Linked DNA regions of Homo sapiens: region 2 is linked to region 1. Evidence: read pairs that join two places in POLR2A ChIA-PET (ENCODE). Cell type or tissue: GM12878. All regions are shown on one strand.

Region 1 (8,000 bases):
GCCCCTGTAGTCCCAGCTCCTCGGGAGGCTGAGGCAGGAGAATCACTCGAACCTGGGAGGCAGAGGTTGCAGTGAGCTGAGATCATGCCACTGCACTCCAGTATGGCGACAGAGCGAGACTTCATCTCAAAAACAAACAAACAAAAAAAAACGGAGGCTGTTGGCTGGGTGCAGTGGTTTAAGCCTGTAATCCCAGCACTTGGGTGGCCGAGGCATGCGGATCACCTAAGCTCGGGTGTTCAAGACCAGCCTGGCCAACATGGCAAAATCCCATCTCTACTAAAAATACAAAAATTAGCCAGATGTGGTGGTGCCTGCCTGTCATCCCTGCTACTCAGGAGGCTGAGGCAGAATTGCTCGAACCTGGGAGGCAGAGATTGCAGTGAGCCGAGATCATGCCACTGCACTCCAGCCTAGGTGAGAGCGAGACCCCGTCCCAGAAAAAAGAAAAATACTGAGCCCAAGATGGAAATTAACCTAAGCTCACAGAGGCTGAGGCAGTAGGATCATTTGAACCCAGGAGTTCAAGACCAGCCTGGGCAACATAAAATGATCCTATCTCAAAATAAAGGTAAGAAAGGAAAAAACAAGCAGAGGTTGGAATTCAAATTTGCCTGACCCCCAAAGCCCCAGCAGCCTTTGAGGCCAAATTATTTTCTAGCCTGACCTGTCCCGACTGCAGGGAGAGCTTCAGAGGCCAGGGCGTGAAGGAGGAAGCAGGGGACAAAAGAGCCTATGTGTCTGACCTGCCCTGGCCTCAGTTCACTCATCTGTGAAACTCTGCCCTGGAAGCACAGCCTGGCCCATGTTGCCCTGGGCTCTCCTGACCCCCGGAGCACCCCCTCCGCCTCTGAGCCCAGTGCTCCCCTCTTCCCTCCCTCCTAGCACCCTGGCAGGTCCCTTTCCTCCTAAGGTTGAGCACACAGGCTCTGAGAGGAAGGGAAGGCATGGCTCGTGGCTGGCTTTCTGGTTGGAGATGGAGAGGGCTGGGATGCTTGTGAAAGAAGAGAGTGATCTGCCTGGGGTTGAATCTGCCTCTCTTAGCAGGGTGGGTGTGGGCAGATTTTTTTTTCTTTCTTTTTTTGAGACACTCTTACTCAGGCTGGGATTTATTATTATTATTATTATTATTTAGAGACAGGGTCTCACTCTGTTGCCCAGGATGGAGTGCAGTGATGTGATTCCAACTCACTGCAGCCTTGACCTCCCAGGCACAAGTGATCCTCCTGCCTCAGCCTCCTGGGTAGCTGGGACCACAGGTGTGCACCACAATGCCTGGCTCTTTTTTTTTTTTTTTGAGATGGAGTTTTGCTCTTGTCACCCAGGCTGGAGTGCAATGGCGCAATCTCGGCTCACTGCAACCTCTGCCTCCTGAGTTCAAGTGATTCTCCTGCCTCAGCCTCACGAGTAGCTGGGATTACAGGTGCCCGCCACCACACCTGGCTAATTTTTTTATATTTTTAGTAGAGACAGGGTTTCACCACGTTGGTCAGGCTGGTCTTGATCACCTGACCTCTAATGATCCTCCCGCTTTGGCCTCCCAAAGTGCTGGGATTACAGGTGTGAGCCACCTCGCCCAGCTTCTAGGCTGAATTTCTTTTTTTTTTGAGACGGCGTCTCACTTTGTCGCCCAGGCTGAAGTGCAGTGCAGTGGCGCGATCTCAGCTCACTGCAAGCTCTGCCTCCCGGGTTCACGTCATTTTCCTGCCTCAGCCTCCCAAGTAGCTGGGACTACAGGCACCGGCCACCACGTCCGGCTAATTTTTTTTTTTTTTTTGTATTTTTAGTAGAGACGGGGTTTCGCTGTGTTGGCCAGACTGATCTCGAACTCCTGACCTTGTGATCCGCCCGCCTCGGCCTCTCAAAGTGCTGGGATTACAGGCGTGAGCCACCGCGCCCAGCTAGGCTGAAATTCTTAAACTCTTTGAACCAATGGGTTTCTCTCCCATCAGTAAACTGGAGCTGGTCATCTGGTTGTGAATGTTGAATAGAAAGCCTGTGGCCACTTTGGTCTACCTGCAATAAGGGAAGGATAAAGCACTGGCATAGTTACTGTTGGGGTGAACTCCTACCACTTGCTAAGCCCTTTCCAGGGGCACCCCTTACCCAGGAGGACCCTGGGGCTTAAGGAGCCAGGCACAGCCTTGCCTAAGGGCCCTCAGTTAATAGGTCTCAGTCCATAACTCTTAGTCCTGGCTAAGACAGTAGTGGTCCTGGAAGGTGGTGGGCTCCCTGCAGCCCCACTGGGCCCATGCTCCAAAGCAGATTTCATATCCACATGGGAAAGAACAGTCTGACAATTTGCACGGTTCGTGGTGTGGTGGCTTTCCAGCAATTTATTTCAACAGGCATTTCCTGGGCCCTAGAGAAGAAAGGCAGGATGTCAACATCTAGACCACTGCTTACACGGGAGGGGAGGTTCTGTCAATTACTCCATAAGGCTCTCCTGGCAGAAGGAACAGCACAGGCAGAGGCAAGGCACAGGGTCCGTCTCCTCTCATCCCCTGTGTGCCTGCTCTCATTGATCACCCCCTGTCTGGCCCCTAGCTCCAACTTTCTGGTGGACAGGGATCTTTCTTTCTTCTCTCTGCCAACTGTCTGGTAACAGCACACTAAATACTTCCTGAGGAATTCCACCTGGGTTTGGTGTGGTTGACCTGTCCCCAGCTCCAAGGCGGGCCTGTGAGCCAGTTTAAAGCAGTGGCTCCCTTGACATAAGTAACTCCATCTTTTTTTCTTCTTGAGACAGGGTCTTGCTCTGTCTTCACTGCTGCAATCTCTGCCTCCCAGGCTCAAGCAATTCTAGTGCCTCAGCCTCCTGAGTAGCTAGGATTATGGGCACTTGTCACCATGCCTGGCTTTTATTTTTTTTTATTTTTTTGGTATTTTTAGTATAGACGGGGTTTCATCATGTTGGCCAGGCTGGTCTCGAACTCCTGACCTCAGGCAGTCTGCCCGCCTCAGTCTCCCAAAGTGCTGGGATTACAGACGTGAGCCACCGCACCCAGCCTCTCTTTCCTCTTGATGTTAAGTGTGACTTTGTTGTGGAATGTTTAATCTGTAACATTTATATATAGACTAAGCACACTACTGTGTATGGTTTGCAGTATTGACTGACTTGTGGAGTGGCTTGAGCCTGTGTGCCTGTGGCTCTGACTACTGAGTAAATGGGAAGCAATGAGAATGCCTCCTTGGGAACCCCATGGAGCTCATGGCTTTTGTGATTGAAACACAAAAAAATCTGCTAAAATCCTGACATTGTGGAAAGACACAAACGTGGGCCTGGTTATTTCTGACCCTGGACTGTTCACAACACCCAGCCAGAGACTGGTCCAGAGATGATGTGACCCACATGGTCTTAATGATAGAAGTCTGGGACAGAGGTGTGTCCTCTTCTGGATGGCTTCTAGGTGTGTTGTCTTTTTCTGGACTCGGTGATATCTCATTGCCACATGAGGGGAGGGCCCATCTCAGAATAGAGCCCAGTCCCCCATGAATGGAGCTAGTTACACACACAGAACTGAGTCAGGGCATCCCTGGAGCCATGTCCAGCTGGGCCTGACCTGGTGATCTCCCTGCTTCCATCCCCACCTGGGCTTTCCTGTTACACGGTTTGGTTTAACCAGACAAGCTGGATTCTTTCACTTTTCTTTTTTTTTTTTTTTTTTAAGACAGAGTCTCCCTGTCGCCCAGGCTGGAATGCAGTAGCACGATCTGGGCTCACTGCAACCTCGGCCTCCTGGGTTCAAGAAATTCTCGAGCCTCTGCCTCCCTAGTAGCTAGGACTAAAGGCGCACATCACCACATCCAGCTAGTTTTTGTATTTTTAGTAGAGACAGGGTTTCGCCATGTCTCCAACCCTGGACCTAAGGTGGTCCGCCCATCTTGGCCTCCCAAAGTGTGGGGATTACACACCCAGCTTCTTACTTTCCCTTGTACAAGCAGGAATTTTGATTGATACACTCTTATGGGTACTGGCACTTTCCACTCCACCCATGAGCAAGCTTGAGCCTCTCCCATCCCAAGAAAAGGACAAGAAAACAAAAAGCAAAGCAAACACTCCTCCCTCCACCCTGTGACTGCCAGCTCTCTCCTCCTGTCAACCAGATTTCTCAAACAAATCACCTCCACTCGCTGTTTCTGACCCTTCCTTCCCTGTCTTCTTCATCCCTTTCCTGTCCCCTGCTGAGCCAGCCAGTGTCACAGTGACTGCTGTGGCTCGCCCTTGTCAATACAGAATTAACAATAACAATGTTATTAATGTCTGTTAACAAAACCACAGACTGAAGGAACTTACTGTCCATTTATGACCTTAAAAGTATGAGTTATTTCCGGCTTTGGTTTTTTTGTGTTTTTTCTTTTCTTTTCTTTCTTTTTTTTTTTTTGAGACAGAGTCTCGCTCTGTCGCCCAGGCTGCAGTGCAGTGATGTAATCTTGGCTCACTGCAACCTCCGCCTCCTGGGTTCAAGCGATTCTCCTGCCTCAGCTTCCCGAGTAGCTGTGATTACAGGCATGCACCACCACGCCTGGCTAATTTTTTGTATTTTTAGTAGAGACAGGGTTTCACCATGTTGCCCAGGCTGGTCTCGAACTCCTGAGCTCAGGCAATCCACCCACCTTGGCCTCCCAAAATGCTAGGACTACAGACGTGAGCCACCGCGCCTGGCTTCCGGCTTTGTTTTTGACAAGAGTTGCCTGAAAGCCACAATAGCTCCTTGCCCACCCCCAGTCTCATGGGCACCTTGGTACCCAGATATAAGTCTCTTAGACCCTTATCCACTAAAGGAAACCAGTATCCCTTGGAGCATATAAAAAAAAAAAATTAGGCCGGGCGCGGTGGCTCACGCCTGTAATCCCAGCACTTTGGGAGGCTGAGGCGGGTGGATCACAAGGTCAGGAGATCGAGACCATCCTGGCTAACACGCTGAAACCCCGTCTCTACTGAAAATACAAAAAATTAGCCGGGCGTGGTGGCGGGCGCCTGTAGTCCCAGCTACTCAGGAGGCTGAGGCAAGAGAATGGCATGAACCCAGGAAGGCGGAGCTTGCAGTGAGCTGAGATGTTGCCACTGCACTCCAGCCTGGGTGACAAAATGAGACTCCGTCTCAAAAAAAAAAAAAAAAAAAAAAAATTAGAATGACCCAGAATGGCCTGGGGTGGCCAGAAAGGAAGGCCACACTCACACATGTTAGGGGAATATGGGACAGGCAATGGAAACAACCAAAGTCTCCCCAGCATCAGCCAAGCTGTGATAATATGAGCATAAAAAATTATTCCCTGGCTGGGCACAGTGGCTCACGCCTATAATCCCAACACTTTGGGAGGCTGAGGCAGGAGGATCGTTTGAGCCCAGGAATTCAAGACCAGCCTGGGGAGCATAGTAAGACCCTACCTCTACAAAAAAAAAAAAAAAAAAAAAAAGCCGGGCACAGTGGCTCACACCTGTAATCCCGGCACTTTGGGAGGCTGAGGTGGGTGGATCATAATTGAGGTCAGGAGTTCGAGACCAGCCTGACCAACATGGTGAAAACCCATCTCTACTAAAAATACAAAATGTAGACCGGTGTGGTGGCATGCACCCGTAATCTCAGCTACTCGGGAGGCTGAGGCAGGAGAACTGTTTGAACCCAGGAGGCGGAGGTTGCAGTGAGCTGAGATCATGCCACTGCACTCCAGCCTGGCATGACAGAGACTCTATCTCAAAAAAAAAAAAAAAAAAAAAAAGAGTTGTAATATAAGAAAGATGTCTGTGGGACTAGGTATGGAAAAAAATAAATACGAAAGATGATTGTCATATGACTTGAATTTTTACTGAGCTTAATATGTGGGGGTGTGTTAGTCCACGCATTTTGTTTCTTTTATTATTGTTAACATATTAGGCCGGGCGTGGTGGCTCACACCTGTAATCTTAGCACTTTGGGAGGCTGAGGCGGGCAGATCACCTGAGGTCGGGAGTTTGAGACCAGTTTGACCAACATGGAGAAACCCCGTCTCTACTGAAAATACAAAATTAACCAGGCATGGTGGTGCATGCCTGTAATCCCAGCTACTCGGGAGGCTCAAGTTTATAATCCCAAGGAGGCAGGAGAATCGCTTGAACTCGGGAAGCGGAAGTTGCAGTGAGCCGAGATCACGCCATTGCACTCCAGCCTGGGCGACAAGAGCGAAACTCCATCCGAAAAAAAAACAAAAACAAAAACAAACAAACAAAAAACAGTAAAGAGATCTGTTTGCTTTCTTTTTTCTTTTTTTTGAGACGGAGTCTCACTCTGTTGCCAGGCTGGAGTGCAGTGGCGCGTTCTCAGCTCACTGCAACCTCTGCCTCCTGGGTTCAAGGGATTCTTCTGCCTCAGCCTCCCAAGTAGCTGGGATTACAGGCACGTGTGACCACGCCCGGCTAATTTTTTTGTATTTTTTTTTAGGAGAGATGGGGTTTCAGGGTGTTTGTCAGGCTAGTCTTGAACTCCTGACCTCATGATCTGCCCGCCTCGGCCTCCCAAAGTGCTGGGATTACAGGCGTGAGCCACCACGCCCGGCCTGATTTGTTTGCTTTCTATCTGTGTAATCAGAAAAGAATAAACACAGAGCTCTGGGCTGGAGCCCTGGAGAGGCAGAAACTGCACCAAGGAAAGCAAGCACAGACTCATGGGCACTGGTAGCTGCACACAACTACCAGGCAGACAAGGCTCTGCCAGGTATTCAGGACAGGGGCCACCCCTAGTTTGCAAGGACAAGGAGGATTCAACAGAGAATGTCCAAAATGACTAAATAGGTCATTGCAATCCCAGCAGAGGCAGTCAAGTCCTATGTTCCAGCCAAGGACCAGCAGTCAAACATCCAGATGCAGTGACCTCAGCTTGTCTTGGAAAATTATTCCAAACATGGGAAGATACCAAAATCCCATCACTGGCCAGGCAGGGTAGCTCACCCTGTAATTCTAGCACTTTGGAAAGCTGAGGCAGGAGGATCACTTGAGCCCAAGAGTTCAAGAGCAGCCTGGGCAACATAGCAAGACCCCTGCCTCTACAAAATATAAAAATTTTAGCCAGGTGTGGTGGTGTGTGCTTGTAGTCCCAGCTTCTTGGGAGGTTGAGATGGCAGGATCGCTTCAGCCCAGGAGGTTGAGGCTACAGTGAGCTGTTAGCCATTGCATTCCAGCTTGAGTGATAAAGCAAGACCCTGTATCCAATAAATAAATAAATAAATAAACTCCCATCACCAAAGTCCTAGGGAGAAATCAAAAGATCCCTAAGAAGATAAAAGCAATGATAGAAATGAGAAACCATTGGCTGGGCGCGGTGGTTCACACCTGTAATCCCAGCACTTTGGGTGGCCAAGGCTGGCAGGTCAGGAGTTCGAGACCAGCTTGACCAACATGGTGAAACCCCATCTCTACTAAAAATACAAAAATTAGTTGGGCATGGTGGCAGGCGCCTATAATCCCAGCTACTTGGGAGGCTGAGGCAGGAGAATTGCTTGAACCTGGGAGGCGGAGATTGCAGTGAACCGAGATCATGCCACTGCACTCCAGCTTGGGCAACACAGCAAGACTCCGTCTCAAAAAAAAGAAAAAAAAAAAGAAAAAAAGAAAAACGAAGTGAGGAAGCACTAAATGATCCCCGGGCCTTGATGTTTCAGAAGAGTGTTAAGTGTAAAAGTATTCTTATGGAAGTCAGCCATACAAAATCTGTCATTGCAGTTTAGATCATGTATGGGAGTTTAGTAAATTGTTTGTAATCAAGGTTGGAATACTCAAGAAATTGGATTTTGAAGTTTTGCTTTTGAGATAGAAGAGCCCAGCTGGTTACAGTGGCTCAAACTTATAATCTCAAGACTTTGGGAGGCTAAGGTGGGAGGATCACTTGAGGTCAGAAGTTCGAGACCAGCCTGGGCAACATGATGAGAACCTCTCTCTATAAAAAAATTTTTAAAATTAGCCAGGTCTGGTGGCGCACCCCTGTAGTCCCAGGTGCTTGGGAGGCTGAGGCAGGAGGATTGCT
Region 2 (8,000 bases), 250 kb after region 1:
AGGTGAGGAGCCCCTCTGCCCGGCCGCCACCCCGTCTGGGAGGTGTACCCAGCAGCTCATTGAGAACGGGCCATGATGACAATGGCGGTTTTGTCCAATGGGGGGGGGAAATGTGGGGAAAAGAAAGAGAAGTCGGATTGTTACTGTGTCTGTGTGGAAAGAAGTAGACATAGGAGACTCCATTTTGTTCTGTGCTAGGAAAGATTCTTCTGCCTTGGGACGCTGTTGATCTATGGCCTTGCCCCCAATCCCGTGCTCTCTGAAACATGTGCTGTGTCCACTCAGGGTTAAATGGATTAAGGGCGGTGCACGATGTGCTTTGTTAAACAGATGCTTGAAGGCAGCATGCTCTTTAAGAGTCATCACCACTCCCTAAGCTCCAGTACCCAGGGACATAAACATTGCGGAAGGCCGCAGGGTCCTCTGCCTAGGAAAACCAGAGACCCTTGTTCACATGTTTATCTGCTGACCTTCCCTCCACTATTGTCCTATGACCCTGCCAAATCCCCCTCTCCGAGAAACACCCAAGAATCATCAATAAATACTAAATATATATATATATATTTTAAACCACCACCATTTTAGAAAAATAGTTCCTTATACATCTAGGAAAAAAAGATATGATCAGAACTGTGCACTAGGAAACCTGAAGTTGTAGCTCTGCACCAGGATGGGCCCAAAGTGGCCAAAGGAGAATTCCACCTCTGGGCTTTCCGACCTGGACACCACGCCAGGAAGCACACAGTCTACTGCCTCACTCTAAGAAAAGTCAGCCATGCTTTTACTTTTTTTTTTCTTATGTTGCCCAGGCTGGACTTCAACTCCTGGGCTGAAGCCATGTTCCCGCCTCAGCCTCCTGTGTACCTGGATTACAGATGCATGCCACTGCACCCAGCTCAACCGTGCTTTTAAATGGCTTTGAATGTGCTTCTTTATAACAGCATCTTCCTACATTTCAGACAGGACAAAATTCTAGAAATAAAAGCACACACCTGGATTTTCTAATTACGAACAGCATGTGAGGATTGTTCATTGTGAACCAGATTTATCATGACTTTTATGGCTGGGGTCAATACGGAAGTAAGAACTTTGACAGGGCAGTCATATATCTGCCCACATACTGCAGCAAACACATCTGGGACATGACCGTCAGCTCAAACAAGAATATCAGTGAAATATTCCTATCCAAAATGCCCTGCAACAAATTACTGAAAGATAAGGAGAGAAAGCGAGAAGTGGTGTTTTTAAAACAATCTTTAAAAAGAAAAAAGGCAGAAGACACTGTAAAAAGTATTTCCAGAACAGAAGGTTCAAAATGACAGACTCTGTCACAGGTCTCGCCCACAAGGCAATCCCTCCTGAGCAACTTCATTATTTCCACTTGCTCAGGAATTGACGAGCAAAACACAGGTCAAAACTTCCCCAGTGCTCTGAATTATGCAACTGGGAATCTGTACCACACTGTTTTTTGTCAACAAGGCTCCACTGAAGCTTCCTCCTTTAACTTCTCATTGAGAAAAAGACTCCAGATGCTTTCCCCATTCATTTTTCAAATGTTTCATTCAATCAGAAACTCTACATATACACTTTGGAATTTACACATTTGATAGCTGCAAAGCTCGCAAGCAAGCTCTCCAGCCAACATGCCTGCCTGTCTCCGCCCAGGTGTGGCAAGCCCCACACTTGTGCCACGCATGGCCCCCTGCCCCATAAACCCAGACTGGGTTGGCTGCTCTCCCCTGTAACTGACACAGAAACAGGCCTGCTACACTCCAGTCTTAGGCCTGGGCCCATCCTCCACTCCCGTCTCCATCATCCCTCATTGCCCTTGTTTCCTTGGCACCTAGCACAGGGCTTAGGGTCTAGGGGCACAGCATATGCTAAAAGAGGAAAAGAGAAAAGCCCACGAGAGAAATGGCAGCCTCATCCTTGGGGACACATAGCTCAGGTGTGGATGCCAAGTACCAAGAACAGAAGCGTAGCCTTAACTTGTAGCCTGATACAAATGCCAGCTCACAGCCCACGAGCTGTGGAATCGCAATTCAATTTACCTCAGAGCCTCTGTTTCCTCACCTGTATAAAAAGGACCAGCATCTCCCACCTCACATGTTACCAAGTGGATTACATGAGATAAAGCACCTGGCCTGGTGCCTGGCAGCTCACTGTTGTCCTGAAATCTATGTAAGTCTCCTTCCCTCCGTATCCCTATGTCGACTCTGCTTCCGGTTATCCGCCATCCAGTGTACCATGACTAGGTACAATGAAAAACAAAAGCCAGTTCCACCAAGGGCCTGGCGCCTGAACCGTCTACCCAAGGCCCTTTCCCATGAGCACCAAATAGCAGGTGCCATACCCAGAGCATTCACCTGTTAATTAGATATGATCTACTTCTAAACAGTAGGGAAGGATGCCAGCTCCCCTTTGCCAATGATTTCCATTCCCTCAATGCTCCTGGTCTAAGCCACGCCTAACTCCTCCCCACTGGAGAACAGTAGAGGAGAGTGCTCTTCCTGGTGAGTAGGGGCAGAAGTACCACATACAGGCTTCTTGTCTGGGTAGAGGCCATCCATTAAAAGATCATAAGCACCAGCCATGGCCAACATGGTGAAACCCTGCCTCTATTAAAAATACAAAAATTAGCTGGGCATGGTGGTGTGTGCCTGTAATCCCAGCTACTCGGGTGGCTGAGGCACCGTAACTGCTTAAACCTGGGAGGTGGAGGTTGCAGTGAGTTGAGATTGTGCCACTGCACTCCAGCCTGGGCAACACAGTGAGATCTTGTCTCAAAAAAAAAAAAAAAAAGAAAAGAAAAGAGAAGAAGGAGGAGGAGGAGGAGGAGAGGAAGAAAAGAGAAAGAAGAAGAAGAAGAGGAGGAGGAGGACGAGGAGAAGGAACAACAACAACAACATAAGCTTTGGGAATTAGTCCTCTTTTCCTTTCCTCTCCACCCCAGATTGATGCAAGGCAGCCAGCTGGAGCAAGGATATCTCCTCTGCAGACCCAGCTGACCTTTGAGTAGACTGTGCCAGGGCCTAGAATGTGGGTCAGGGAGAGTCAGCAAGCCCACCTGCCTGCACTGCAGATGAGCTCTAGTCCACCACTTCTACTACATTGTAACAAGGGTGGCATTTTGGTCTTGTTCTGACACTCACATCACCCTCTCTAAGGTCCAATCTGTATCAGTTTAACCTACTGACTCCCTTAAATCCAATGCCAATACTCAGTTATTAGCATGGAGGACGCTCCCACCATATTCACCACAAGTTTTAGTACTTTCACAGGATACAGAAATCCATTAGAGAAAGTCCCCATTCTTGTGGTTTACTCATAAGACAAATAAAACTAAAATATATCTATTAAAAGGTAGAAAGGGGGCTGGGCATGGTGGCTCATGCCTATAATCCCAGCACTTTGGGAGGCTGAGGCAGGAGAATTGCTCGAGCTCAGGAGTTCGGGCAAGACCCTGTCTCTACAAAAATAAAAAATATATACAAATATATATATATATAGCATGCACACAATGAAAAATTATCCAGCTGTAAAAATGAATGAAAAATGAAATTTGCAGATTACTTATGAGTCTCTTTTTATAAAATTCATAAACAAAAATAGAATATATTATTTACAGATACATGTGTATAAGTATTCTTTTTTTTTTCCCTTTTTCTAACCAGAGCCTTGTCAATATTCTTTAAAAAAAAAAAAAAGGTGCAGGAATGATGAACTATTCTAGAATGCCTTTACCCCCTGGCAGGGAGCACCCACTAGGAGTTTCCCTGTGGTGCACAGTGGTTTAGTTCTCCAGCTAGGAGGTTGGCTCCCAGGCATTTATTAGTATGTTCCAAAACTTATATATCCATCACCTCTTATTTTACATGAATTTTAAGTTATCTAAGAAAACATTTCTAAACTAGGGGTAGATGAGAGAAATGCTGTAAGACAGACACAAGAAAAAGACCCACTGATAGATGTTCAACAAATACCAGGCCAAAAGCGGGCCAATGCTGAGACACCCTGGCCCCCATGGCTTTCCAGGCCAGTCTGGAAGGTCCAATCTGAGCTGAAACCCTACAGAGTTCACAGCATTGAGGCCTTCCCCTCCTCTGTCATTTGGAGAACATTCATCATCTTATTTTGCATGTAGGAGAGGAAAAGGGGGCTAGAAACTATGCCTGTGCTAATTCTTCACCTAGAGGGAGTACAGAACCTTGGCACCTGCCAGGCTAACCCACCCACTGCTGACCCTCCTCACTCTAAATGTCACAGGTAGTTCTCAAAATGCCTCCAGGCTTATCACTTTAACGATCCTCTTCCCAGCCCAACCCCAGGAATTCCTGGTTCCTATAGAGCAAGGCCAGAAGCTACACCCTGGTGAAAGGCCACTGGCAAGCGCAGGCCTTAATGCACACTTGCTCCAGACAGAGCAGAGGCAACACTGGCCAGCCCAGGCGACAGACTGGCTCCTCTCCCCAAAAGCCTGACAAGTCCACAGGATCATCGATTTGAGGCAACAGTGCTAAATGCAGGCCTCCCTGTCATGCCTGGAGTGTCACAGAATGGCCACTTAACAGGCTTGCTGCTGGGTGTTGGCACCTATTTCTGTATTTATGTAGATTCTATGACTGTTTTAGATTTTCATTAAGATTAGCGGCAGAATTGTATTACATGCCTTTTAAATATGCTAACATAACCACATGGGTTTTCTTTTTAATGTGATACAGTGAATTGTGATGTATAACATTAACTGAGCACTTATTATGCACCAAACCCAGGTCTAATCATTTCACAGATACCCCATTTCGTCCTTCCATCAACCCTATACAGCAGTATTGTAATTGTCCTGCCAATTTTATAGATGAGGAGACTGAAGCTCAGGGAGATTAACTAATTTGGCTAACGTCAGAGAATTAGTAAATGGCAGGACTGGGGCAAACCATGCTCTAATCCCTGAGCTAGAAGTTTCTCCAGCCGACACAATACCTCATGTTATGCTATCCTTGCATTGCTAGAGTAAACCTTGTTTGGTCATGAAAAATTAATCTTTTAATACACTACTGTATTCAAATTATTATTTGATTTAGAAACCTACTTTAAAATGTTGCAAATATATAAACATATATATGCATTAATAGACACATATTACATTCATATGAGACTGATCTGTAATTTCATTTAGACCATGGATGGAAGAAGAAACAAACATTTTTACAAAGAAATAGAAATAGAAATTTGCAAAAAATCTTAAAATTTTATGGCAAAACACACCTAAACAATGTAAAAACAAACTATAGAAACAATAGCTGGGGACACATTTGCAATGCACACAACAAATAATTTATAGCCCTAATATACAAAGAGTTCCTAAAAATTCAAAACAATCCAGTAGACGGAAAAACGGAGAAAGGATATAGGTATGGAATTCACAGAAGAAAAAATAAAGAAAAAAGGTGAAATGGTGCTCAACCTCACCAGTACTCAGGAAAACACAAATTAAAATAAAAGTGCTCCATAGAAACAGAATGGTGAAAAACAGTTTTTAGTTAAAAATAATTAAGACTATAATACCATTTTCAGCCATGAGATTAGCAAAAACAATACAACATCTAGCACTGGTGGAAATGCCCAGTAAAAGGGGTTGATATGGTTAGGCTCTGTGTCCTCACCCAAATCTCACGGCAAATTGTAATCCCTGTGTGGCAGGGGAGGGACCTGATGGGAGGTGATTAGATCATGGAGGCGAATTTCCCCCTTGCTATTCTCATGACAGTAAGTGTGTTCTCGGAGATCTGAAGCATGTGGCACTTCCCCCCTCACGCTCTCTGTCTCTCTCCTGCTCTGCCATGGTAAGACACGCTTGCTTCCCCTTCCACCATGATTGTAGTTTCCTGAGGCCTCCTAGCCATGCTTCCTGCTAAGCCTGTGAAACTGAGTCAATTAAACCTCTTTTCTTCATAAATCACCCAGTCTCAGGTGGTTCTTTATAGCAATGTGAGAACGAACTAATACAGGGGTACTCATACATTGCTAGTACAAGTCTGAAAAAGACTAGAGCAATTCAGTGTGACATAACTACTAAAAACTACTGACCTGGAGAGAGATCCAGAGTACAACACTCACTCACTGGCTCATTCATTCATTCATCCCACAATGAGCACCTACAACCTGCCATGCACTTTTTTCAATTATTTGTTATCAAAAGAGCTTAAATTCAGGGGTGTGTAAGCTCAAGAGAAGTGAAAATAACAAGTTGCTGAATAATGCCTACAATAGGTCCCTCTCTTTTTTTAAAACATGCATTTGTGAGGGTCAGGAGAAAGTTGTGGAAGGCTCTGCTACAACAAGCAGTCAACAGTTGATTACCACCTAGCTGTTTATACATCTTCTGTTTCTCTTGGCATGAGCACACAGTAACAAATCCAATAACCTATAACGCTGAGAAATCTAACAGAAAATATCAGTCTTCGTTTACACGCAACACAAGAAGAGCACAGGGCCCACACTGCGTTGGTGGCAGAGCCAAAAGTCCACCCTCATCCTGCTGAATGACTGCAAAGCTGGGCTCTTCACTCCCAGATGACAGTGTTTCTCCTCACTCACATTCACCCACCCACACAGAGCAGAAAGCAGGAAGGTTTCCATGCCCGCACTGACGGTAAGTTGTGGGAGGCAGTCGGGCAACATTTCTGGAGTTCCTATGAATGATGTGCTATGCTTTTTGGCCTGCAGACGTTCAGGTGGACTCAGATCTGAGACATATTCAAAAGTATGTTTGCATCCTGGCCCTTGGTTTATGTATTTCCTCTTCCCTAGGGCATTCTACAAAGCATTTCCAAAAAGGCTGGTCCCTGCCCCTTAACTGGTTCCTCCTCCTGGCAACAGCATTCCAGCTGGGCTTTGGGAAATCTCCCTACTCCTTCAAAACAATTGTTTCTCCCCTGGCTTCTTTTCAGGTTTCCTATGAGTCTATGAGGTCACTCCACCCAATGTCTTCCAAGGAACTGATTATGCTCAGGTTAGCTGGTGACCTCAGAACTCTGACCAGTATAATGAACTGTGACAGAAAGGAATGCATCCTGTTGACCAATCCCCCTGCAGTATAGCACAGACAACAGGGGTACTACAAAGCTCCATTGCCTAGGAGAAACAGCCAGCACCTGTACTGGCTGAGACATAGAAACTTCAAAAACAATTCAAATGTCCATACCACTGCCCAAGGCCCAATGATGGTTCATCTGTTTGTGTTTTTATTTATAGATTTACAGAAATATAGAGATATTTGGCCAGGTGCGGTGGCTCATGCCTGCAATCTCAGCACTTTGGGAGGCAGAGGCAGGTGGATCACCTAAGATCGGGAGTTTGAGACCAGCCTGGTCAACATGGTGAAACCCCATCTCTACTAAAAATACAAAAATTAGCCAAGCGTGGTAGCAGGCGTCTGTAATCCCAGCTACTCCAAAGGCTGAGGCATGGGAATCACTTGAACATGGGAGGTGGAGGTTGCAGTGAGCCGAGATCATGCCACTGCACTCCAGCCTAGGCAACAAAGCAAGACTCCCTCTCAAAAAAAAAAAAAAAAAAAAAGGAAAGAAAAGAAAAAAGAAATATACAGATATTTAACTAAATATAAAAACAGTCAAAAAACAAAGAAAGAAGTAATTGGCCCAGGTCAGATACCTCCTTCTCTATGAATTCTCTGGCTCCTTCCTCCTGGGAGTATATGCTCTGTCTTAAGGCACCTGCCGCTTTCTAACTTGGGTTATAGTTATTTAAACACAGACATTGCCTCCTCTAGGCTGGGAGATTCCTGAGGACAAAATCCCTAAGTTATTAATGGATTAACGGATCCCCCTTGCATCCTGACCACATGCTACAGACTGATATGTTGCCCAGTGTGCTGAAACACGTTTGTCTGCAAACCCCTGCTTATGCCAACTGTACTTGTCATTGTAAATTTACATACACACATTTATTACACATACGCACATACATACAATACACAT

The links. ChIA-PET counts read pairs that join two places held together with the same protein. Peaks named below come from ENCODE experiments on the same cell type or tissue, not always from the same donor. Only the 100,000 strongest peaks of a DNase experiment are listed, where the experiment ranks them.
Region 2: POLR2A ChIA-PET joins it to region 1 with 7 read pairs; 2 of 35 experiments call an interaction of 5 or more read pairs at or near these places.

What each region holds. Positions count from the first base shown.
Region 1 is chr22:42,723,438-42,731,437 of GRCh38, forward strand. No RefSeq gene overlaps it. Among named protein-coding and RNA genes, the nearest start is that of A4GALT, 6.6 kb to the left of the region's middle. In GM12878, no CTCF peak of the experiment used is centred here; a DNase peak (open chromatin) is centred at 4,278.
Region 2 is chr22:42,971,964-42,979,963 of GRCh38, forward strand. All of the region lies in intron 1 of PACSIN2 (protein kinase C and casein kinase substrate in neurons 2), which reads right to left. Among named protein-coding and RNA genes, the nearest start is that of PACSIN2, 39 kb to the right of the region's middle. In GM12878, no CTCF peak of the experiment used is centred here; no DNase peak of the experiment used is centred here; H3K4me3 peaks cover 417 bases; H3K27ac peaks cover 1,637 bases.